Regions from separate parts of the Homo sapiens genome. Here all the other regions are linked to region 2. The links are chromatin contacts, found by Hi-C or POLR2A ChIA-PET in ENCODE. All regions are on one chromosome and are shown on one strand. Each heading gives the region's core, a stretch centred on a gene start or an enhancer-like site at or near the end of the contact. The rest is flanking DNA. Distances are from core to core; before and after follow the strand shown. Region 1 overlaps LMBR1 (limb development membrane protein 1). Region 2 holds the start of RBM33-DT (RBM33 divergent transcript). Region 3 holds the start of MNX1 (motor neuron and pancreas homeobox 1).

Region 1 (2,700 bases), core at 1-2,500, 1.1 Mb after region 2:
TGGAATTTTTGTGCTGGTCAATTATACATTTAATTCACATCAATGAAGTGAAAATTACAATGTACTTACAAAAGCTCTATGGAGAAGCTGTCATGTTTCTATGGTGATGAACATTTAAACAAGGTTTTGCCTGGACATCTTGCCCTCCTGTAAGGGATGTAAAAACCACTTCATACACTATGTCTCTACCCATTAGGAAGCCTGGGAAAACTTCTACATTCACAGAACATTTAAAATAAATATCAAGCTATTGTTTTCACTTAACAAAAAGGGTCTCTCAGTAACATTAAAATAAGGTTTGCTCAGCATGGCATCAAGATTGCACCAAACATATACACAGTCATCAGGGGAAGATCGGTAGAAGTACTAATAAAGAACAGAAAATAAAAGCAGGTATTAATTATTTTATTTTAAGCCATGAAAAAACTACAAATAAGCATCTCTAGAGAGTGTCAAACATTTCTCCCTTTGCTCCCAAGTAATCATTAAGAGCATACACGAAAAAGCTTTGGTCTCACGTCAGAGAAAACGGCTTTGTGAAAAGCTTTGTTAAGGTCTATAGTAAAACAGTGAAATGTTTTTTAATATTAATATGCTATGCAGTCTATTTTATACACAAATATACTTAATGTGGTCTATACAAGATGAAAAAATTAAAACTATAAGATGCTCAAGCTGTTAAAGCTGGACAAAAAGAAAGTGCTTGGGGTAAGCTAAAATAAAAACACCAACATTGCCAGTTCATTGAATTAACATCTCCATTGCATTAAAATTTGTAGGCAGAAATTCCCCATGATATTAGACAAATAAAAATCCTCCAGATTACAAATGAATTAATACATGTTTTCAATATGTAAATGAAAGAACTGAATTATAAAAAGACTATGGTAACTAGATATCAAAATTTTTACACATAATTCTGAATTTGGGAAAAAAATATTTCTTAGTACACCAAATCACATCAAATAATTCACTGGTTCACTAGTAAGGCTCTTTTCTTCTATTTTTGTTCTAATAATTCTTCAGTTCAAAATTCATAGAAAAGAAGAAATGAGAACTAACACTTGCAGAGCTCCTACTAGTTGCTTTATACGTGCTTACTGAATCTTTGCAATATATTAAAAGGTAAATTTGATTACACATAACAAAGTTCACACTCAAAAGTGAAATAATTTGCCTGCATGCCAGAATTCACTTTCAATTCAGGTCTGTCAGCCCTCAGGGCCCTGTGCTTTCCACCCCTACCCTTCACCTCCACCCTTCACCCCCACCTCCCCAGTGACAGAAATAAGTCACAAAAGACAACACCACATGGAAATGAGGAAGTGGGGGAGAATGCTTAAAAGAAACAAGACAAACCTATGATTTTAGTAAAGGACCTAAAAGCTTCTTTTACTGGAACGTTAGTTTTCAGTTCCATAAAAGCAAGCTCATACTAAGGTCAAATGCTCAGTCTTGTAAGAAACCTGTAATGCAGAAGACCATCTTAGCCAATATCCACTTTCATTTCATGAAACACTCAGGCACAAACTCCAACAAAGATACAACAAAAGAAAGATCATTAGCATTATTACTTATTATTACAGTGAAACATAAAAGATATTAAGTTTTAAAATATAATAAAAAGCAATGCCACGTGACAATTTAGGTAATAACATCATATTGCTTATGTGGCAAATAATACTTTACACAAAAAGCACTAGAAATTCCAAAACACCACAGAAGATCCTTTATGACAGTGAACAAAATAGGAAAGATGTACATGAAAGCTTCCGGCTTCCTGCTCTCACTCCAGACTAGTCCCCCGTTAGCTCCTTTGGGCCCTTCTCTCCCAGGTTTCCACATTTCCTGCATCTCTCAATAAATAATAGCTACTTTGGGTGGGCAGGTATCAGTGCAGATGCATACATACATATTAGTATTTTATTAATATATTTATATATTTTTCCATTGAAAATCAGCAAGTTGGCATTTGGTTTTATGTATCAGCCTCTGTTTAGCTAATGTGAGCTGATCATCAAGGGATACAAATCACCCTTTTCCCTTTCTATTTTAAAATAAAAGTTTACTATTTAGCTTTACATGTCTATTAAATACCCATGGATATACTACCCAACTAGAACAAACATTACCATGACCATCCTCCCAACCAAGTCAACCTTCTGCACCAACCTACCCACAGGTAACCACAAAACACTGCCATGTTTATCATCCATTTGCGTTTTTTAAAATTGTGGTGAAATATGCATAACATAAAGTTCACCATCGTAACCATTTTTAAGTGTACAGTTCAGTGGCATTACTACATTCACACTGTTATGGTACCATCACCACCACCCATCTCCAGAATGCTTTTCATATTCACCAACTGAAACTCTGTACCCATTAAACAATAACTTCCCCCCCAATACACAATCCCTGGCAACCACTATGCTACTTTCTGTTTCTACAACTTTGACAATGCTATAGGTATCTCATTTAAGGAGAATCATATAGAATTTGTCCTTTTGTGACTGGACTGTTTAACTTAGCAAGGTTCATCCACGTTGTAGCATGTGTCATAATTTCCTTCTTTAGGGCTGAATAATACTTCATTGTATGGATATATCACGTGTGGTTTACTCATTATTCATCATACACAGTTGGATTGCTTCCACCATTTAGGTATTGTGAATAATGCTGCTATGAACATGGGTGTAC
Region 2 (2,700 bases), core at 196-2,695:
CTGAATTATCCTGAAAAATATTTTCTGAGTTAGGCATGCCATCCTCCACAGTTCAAAAAATAATGAAAGGTGATAAAGAGTTCAAGCCATTTAAATATGGATGTATTAACGTGCTTTTTAATAGAGACCATTTTTCAATGAGTTGCTTGCAAAACATTTTTTTTGGGGAGTGAGTTCTCACAGTTGAATAATTTTTTTGTTTTTTTTTGAGACAGAATCTCGCTCTGTCACCCAGGCTGGATTGCCGTGGCGCAATCTCGGCTCACTGCAACCTCCGCCTCCTCGATTCAAGCAATTCTCCTGCCTCAGCCTCCTGAGTAGCTGGGATTACAGGCGCGTGCCACCACGCCCAACTAATTTTTGTATTTTTAGTAGAGACGGGGTTTCACCATGTTGGTCAGGCTGGTCTCAAACTCCTGACCTCGTGATCCACCCACCTCAGCCTCCCAAAGTGGTGGGATTACAGGCGTGAGCCACCGCGCCCGGCCAGCATTTTATTATACGTACCGTTTTATCATCTCTTCACCCATCCACCAATGCATCTCCTGTATGGACGTCTTGATTGTTAACTCACGGCACTGGACCTCCAGTTTCATGCCTCTCCACATTGCAGGGTCCTCTACGTTGTTGTATCAGTCACCTTTCTAAAATACAAATCTTACCATGTAAATTGTTTCTAAAATCTTTCAATAGACCCCATAGACTCAGAAAAACGTCCCAAAGTCCGGAATCCTGGCCCCTGCCTACCTTTCCAGTTTCATTGCTGGGTCAGAACGCCTCACCTAAGCCCCACATTGACCGATATGGAATCAATGTTTACAGCCGGTGTGTACTTAATCAACCCCCTTCCCCGACTGCGACCACTCAGATGCGCCTTCCCGGGCCCCACACCCCAAAACCCCTGAGCCCTTTCGTCCACAGCTGTCTGACCACCCAGCACCCTTTCCTTTATGTCAAGTATGAGGATTTCGTTTCTTAACCTTTCTCACTGCTCAAAATGCAAACTCAGACATGAGTGCCGGGCGCTATCCGTCCTGCTCACGTCTTGTTCTCAGGGCCGCAAGGCGCAGGGGCAGTAAGGGCCGAGAGCCCATCAGGGTCCGGCGCTGCCCGCTGCCCAGCCGGGCGCGGAGAAGGGGACGGGGGTCCGGGGTCGCGGGTCCGGAGGGTCTCGGGTTGTAGGAAGTGAGGGCTCGCGGGCGCCGCACGAGTGCGCGTGCACGTTAGCCCGGCGCGCGCGGCACTCATCTCACCTCGCGGAAGCACCTGCCGGAGCTGTGTGCACCCTTTCCTGCCCTCAACACAAGCCGTCGGCGTTCACTACTGTAGCTCATTCAGACCCCACTCTCCAACCTACTGTCCAGGCACAGAAACGACAGTTAAGGTTCCCCCGGACCGTACGCTGGACCTTGCCTCCCCGGCTCCTAACGGGAGACGGGCTGCCGTAAAGCTTCGCTTTGCCGACTGCTGCAAAGCGCCTTACGACTGAACCCGGAATCGACCTATGGCCAGCAGTCGTCCCCGCCCTGCTTCAAACATTTGGGTTTCAGGAGCCGGGCGGAGGTGACTGCCGCGTGTTTGCGTTGCACGCCCACCGCCCGAAACACGGCGGCGGCCTCAGGGCTGCTGCGGCCTCGGCGGGGGCAGGCCCCGGCGCCCGCCCGCCTCCCGGCCTCCATCATCCCAGGGTGCACCGCGGCGGGCGCGGGCGCGCGGCCATGTTGCGGTAGTTTGTTGTTTTCTTCCTGCGGAGGCGAAGGGCCAGCTGTGGACCGCGAAGCGCCCGGCTTCGCCTCTGCCTCCTGCAGCCCCCTCCCTTCTCTGTCCTCCGTCACCCGTACCCGGGCCCGGACCAGGCACGTCGGCCCACCAGCTGGCTTGGTGGGGGAGGCTGAAGGCCGGGCCCCGCGAGTGCCATGGCGGCCGCCCTGGGAGCGAGCGGAGGAGCAGGCGCCGGAGGTACGTGAGGCAGCCGGACTCTGGGGGCCAGGACCGCGCCGCGGTGGGCGGGGGTGTAGGCCGGGGGGCCTCCCCGCTTAGGAGAGGACGAGGCTCTCCCCGGCTCCGACTCTCTTTGTGTTCGGCCTATTCCGTTTTCTCCCTCGCCTTCCCTCGCTATTGTCATTCTCCCTTTCTCGCTCCTCCTCTCCGCTGTGCAGATCGTACTTACCTGTGAACTTCTGTGTGTCCTCTACTTTGCAAGGCTGCCTAAGTGTCAGGCCCATCTCTGGCGTTGGCGGGCATTAAGTGCCGAAGCCGGCCTGGTGTCCTATGGGTAGGAGAGCGCCCCCCCCACCCCCCGAGACAGTGTCACTTAGGGAGAGCGGGGCAGGTCGCTGTAGGGTGGGTGTTTAAGATTGTGGGGCCATCCTGACAGATTTAGATTGATTTGAAGCCCATTACAAAAACATAACGAAAAGATTCACCTGTGTGAAGGAATGTGCGACAGTAGGCCAGTTTGGAAAGTGAGATTTCTTGAGAAAGTCTCAATAAATCCCTGTTTTAAATTAACTTATTTGTTGTCTAATAACCTGTTAGTGTTTTATGTGCGTCTTCCAAAAGTGAAAACGTGACACAAAAGGTTTAGATACTGAGTCAGTTCCTTTGGATAGTTTTTCTTGTTTGCAAGCATAAACAGTATTGATGAAACACCTATCTCTAAAAAATTGTAGGTAAATTACTTTCAGGTAAAATTACATA
Region 3 (2,700 bases), core at 6-2,505, 1.4 Mb after region 2:
CCTCCAACTGCCCCTTCCCGTTAAGAGAGGAAGAGAAGGCAAGGCCTGCGCATGGCCATTTTAATAATTCGCTGCCCGTCTCATGCCTGGGGGTCCGGGCGAGTCCTCGCAGGCCCCGGGCAGAGCCGAGGCGGCTTCGCAGCTCTTCCCCCGCTCGCTGGGAGCCAAGCGCAGAGAGGGGCAGGCGGTGCCGGTGGAGGATGCGCGAGGCCCTCCCGCCACGCGCATCCACGGGGGCCGCAGGGTACTCACAGTTGAAGTCGGGCATCTTAGGCAGGATCATGCCCGCGGTGGACGCGCGCAGCCACTGGTCCAGCTGGAAGGTGCCGGCGCCCAGCTTGATGGGGTCGGCGGGGTGCGCGGGGTGCGCGCCTTGCACCTGCGGGTACGAGTAGGAGAGCGCCGGGTGCTGGCCCGCCAGCGCAGCCGCCGCCGCCGCCGCGGAGTAGCCGTAGACCGGGTGGCCGTAGAGCGCCGCCTGCGCCGGGAGGCCCGCGCCGCCCTGCGCGCCCCCAGGGTGCAGCCCCAGCGCCAGGCCCCCAGCGGCGGCGGCGGCGGCGGCGGCGGCGGCAGCGGCCGCTGCGCCCGGATGCGCGTGGTGGTGGGGCCCCCCGTGCCCGCCGCCCGTGCCGCCGCCGCCGCCGCCCGCGCCCAGGAAGCCCGGCTTGGGCAGCAGCGCGCAGTGCGCGGCCAGCAGGCGCGGCGGCGACGGGCTCTCGGCGCGCAGGCGGTCGGCGGGCGCAGCCGGCGGCTCCGAGGACGCGGGGCTGCAGCTGCCGCTAGTCCCGCCGCTCGCCCCGCCGCCGCCGCCGCCACCTCCGGTGCCAGATGCGGCGGCGGCGAGCGACGTGACCAAGGCCAGCGGCGCGCTCTGCGCAGAGGCGGCTCGTGGGGGGTCCACCGCCAGCAGGGCGTCGATGCGGAAATTTTTGGATTTTTCCATCGGCTCGTTTGGGGCTGGCGCTCAGGGCCCGGTGGCGGGCGACGCGGCCGTGTGCGGGCTCGCGGAGTCAGTGCGTGCGGTGCAAGCCCGGGGGCTCGGTATTGTTATGGTGGTTATTTGCCAATAATCAAAGTCGCCGCCGGAAACTCAGCCGAGGGTGACCATGGTCCCGGCGCCTCCTCCGTGCGGGCCCCGCCCCGGGCCGCGCTCGCACAAACTCCCACGCGAGTGCTTCCCCGCGTCCGGGCCCGGGAGCCCGGTTCTTTGCGCTGCAGCCCTCAGGCGACCGCGCGGAGGCCGCTGCCGCCGTGGTGGGGACCCGCGCCCCTCCGCGCACTTGAAGCTCAGCGCGGCTTCCGATTGGCGCGCGCAGCGGGGGCCCGGGGAGGGCCGCGGGCTCCGCCATTGGCCGAGGGGCGCACCTGTCACCGTCCCGGCCGCCCGCCGCCCCGCCCCCGCGCCGCGAGGTCCTAAGCAGCCCGGGCTGTTGCGCGGCGCTGGCGGGCGGGGACACCAACGGGGAGTGGATACTCCGAGGCTCAACCTGGGGCCTCTGCCCGCCCTCCCCTGGGTGCGGAGCCGGACGGCGGGCACTGGCAACCCCCGGGCCCCTGGAGAGCCCCGCGGCGGCCCAAGACCCGCTCCCGAGACACGTGGGCCCCTCCGGACTTGGTTGGTCCCTGGAGCCAGCTGCGCGCGTCCTCTCCGGCCTCCTTGTCGGCGCTGGAGTGGGTCCACGTCTGCCTTGCGGAGCGCGGTGGTTCCACGCTCCTGAGCGCCCACGCTGCGCAGACCTGGCCGCTCTGCGAGGCGACGGCAGCGCACTGAAGACCGTGGTGTTTCCCAAGCCCTCCCTGCTCTCGGGCCTCCAGGGCGCAGCAGGGGAGGGTTTTGTCCCCGTGGCCAAAGCTCTGCAGGTCGAACCTTATCTGCTATGGGAAGGCCCCGCATTTTCAGGTGTGTGTGCGGGGGTGTGGGGGTGTAAACGCGCATGTGAGTGTGAGTTTGGCCTCCACGAATCCTCTCTGGGAGCCCCTGCCCCAGTCAAGGCGGAGACGGTAGATCTGGGCGCTCTGGCCTGCAGAACCCAAGTCGGCTTGCAGACGTCGCCCACGTGCCTGCTCAGTGGAGCGGGTCCTCGGTGACAAGGCTCTTCCTCGCTGCCGAGGGATGCCCATGGGCTTGCGGGAGTCAAGGCCCACACACCTCGGCCCTGAAAAACCCGTGGGGCCCGGCATCCTTCGGAAGCCCTGCCGCTGCGACCCCCGGCCAGTCCCCGGGCAGGAGCGGGGAAAGGCTATGTCTCTCGTGCTGCCGGGGCCTCCTGGGAAGTGGAGAGGAAAGGGCTTCCCGTGAGTGAGCGAGGCACGGAGTGAGCATCCAGGTCTCACCCCTCCCCCACACGCACACTTCAAATATTTACAGTAAAACCACTTCCAAGGGCGTTTTTGAAGCTGAAAGAATCCACACAGGGGTCGGGAAGTCAAGCGGCATCAACACCAGGCTTTGTCAATAGCGCCATTAGACCCAGTTATCTTCCCCAGCAAGCGTGAGAACTGGGAGGGAGTTCCAGGTTCCAGGGCTTGCTATGCAGGTGAGAGGTGAATAAAGGACCGGAAGGGGCTGTGGAGAGGGGAGAGAGCCAAAGAGAAACTCAGTGCCAGGTAAACTTCAAAATTAGCACGCCAGGTTGCTACAAGAGGGATTTTTAAAAAGGCAAATATAGAGACCTTGCCACTTCTCCTCAAAAGGCTTTT

What was found. Hi-C counts contacts between places; a loop is a spot of excess contacts on that map. ChIA-PET counts read pairs that join two places held with the same protein, here RNA polymerase II (POLR2A). Pooled maps may share reads with other maps.
Region 1: a loop to region 2 is called in a map with no recorded cell type, with 5 times the contacts of the local background. The contact joins the enhancer-like site here to the promoter of RBM33-DT in region 2. A Hi-C loop is called at or near these places in 3 of 37 single-sample maps with no recorded cell type and 6 of 50 pooled maps. POLR2A ChIA-PET finds 5 or more read pairs at or near these places in 1 of 52 experiments (GM12878).
Region 3: a loop to region 2 is called in a pooled map, with 5 times the contacts of the local background. The contact joins the promoter of MNX1 here to the promoter of RBM33-DT in region 2. A Hi-C loop is called at or near these places in 2 of 37 single-sample maps with no recorded cell type and 4 of 50 pooled maps. POLR2A ChIA-PET finds 5 or more read pairs at or near these places in 1 of 52 experiments (activated T-cell).

Annotation. Positions count from the first base shown.
Region 1 is chr7:156,779,586-156,782,285 of GRCh38, forward strand. The region is part of intron 5 of LMBR1 (limb development membrane protein 1); the gene reads right to left. Among named protein-coding and RNA genes, the nearest start is that of LMBR1, 110 kb to the right of the region's middle. Within about 2 kb of position 1,251, at least 3 of the 41 ENCODE cell types and tissues checked have a DNase peak (open chromatin) inside an H3K27ac peak, as active enhancers do; they include GM12878, where a contact is called at or near this core.
Region 2 is chr7:155,642,961-155,645,660 of GRCh38, forward strand. It overlaps RBM33-DT (RBM33 divergent transcript), which reads right to left and starts at 1,446. Exons shown (of 3, transcript NR_126344.1): 1 at 1,254-1,446; 2 at 508-644; 3 at 1-10. It overlaps RBM33 (RNA binding motif protein 33), which reads left to right and starts at 1,701. Exons shown (of 18, transcript NM_053043.3): 1 at 1,701-1,959. The coding sequence starts at 1,917. RefSeq lists an enhancer at 640-1,594 and a silencer at 1,519-2,028.
Region 3 is chr7:157,009,408-157,012,107 of GRCh38, forward strand. It overlaps MNX1 (motor neuron and pancreas homeobox 1), which reads right to left and starts at 1,256. Exons shown (of 3, transcript NM_005515.4): 1 at 253-1,256. The coding sequence starts at 943. MNX1-AS1 (MNX1 antisense RNA 1 (head to head)) reads left to right here and starts at 1,450. Exons shown (of 2, transcript NR_038835.1): 1 at 1,450-1,900. RefSeq lists silencers at 418-467, 478-547, 1,058-1,667.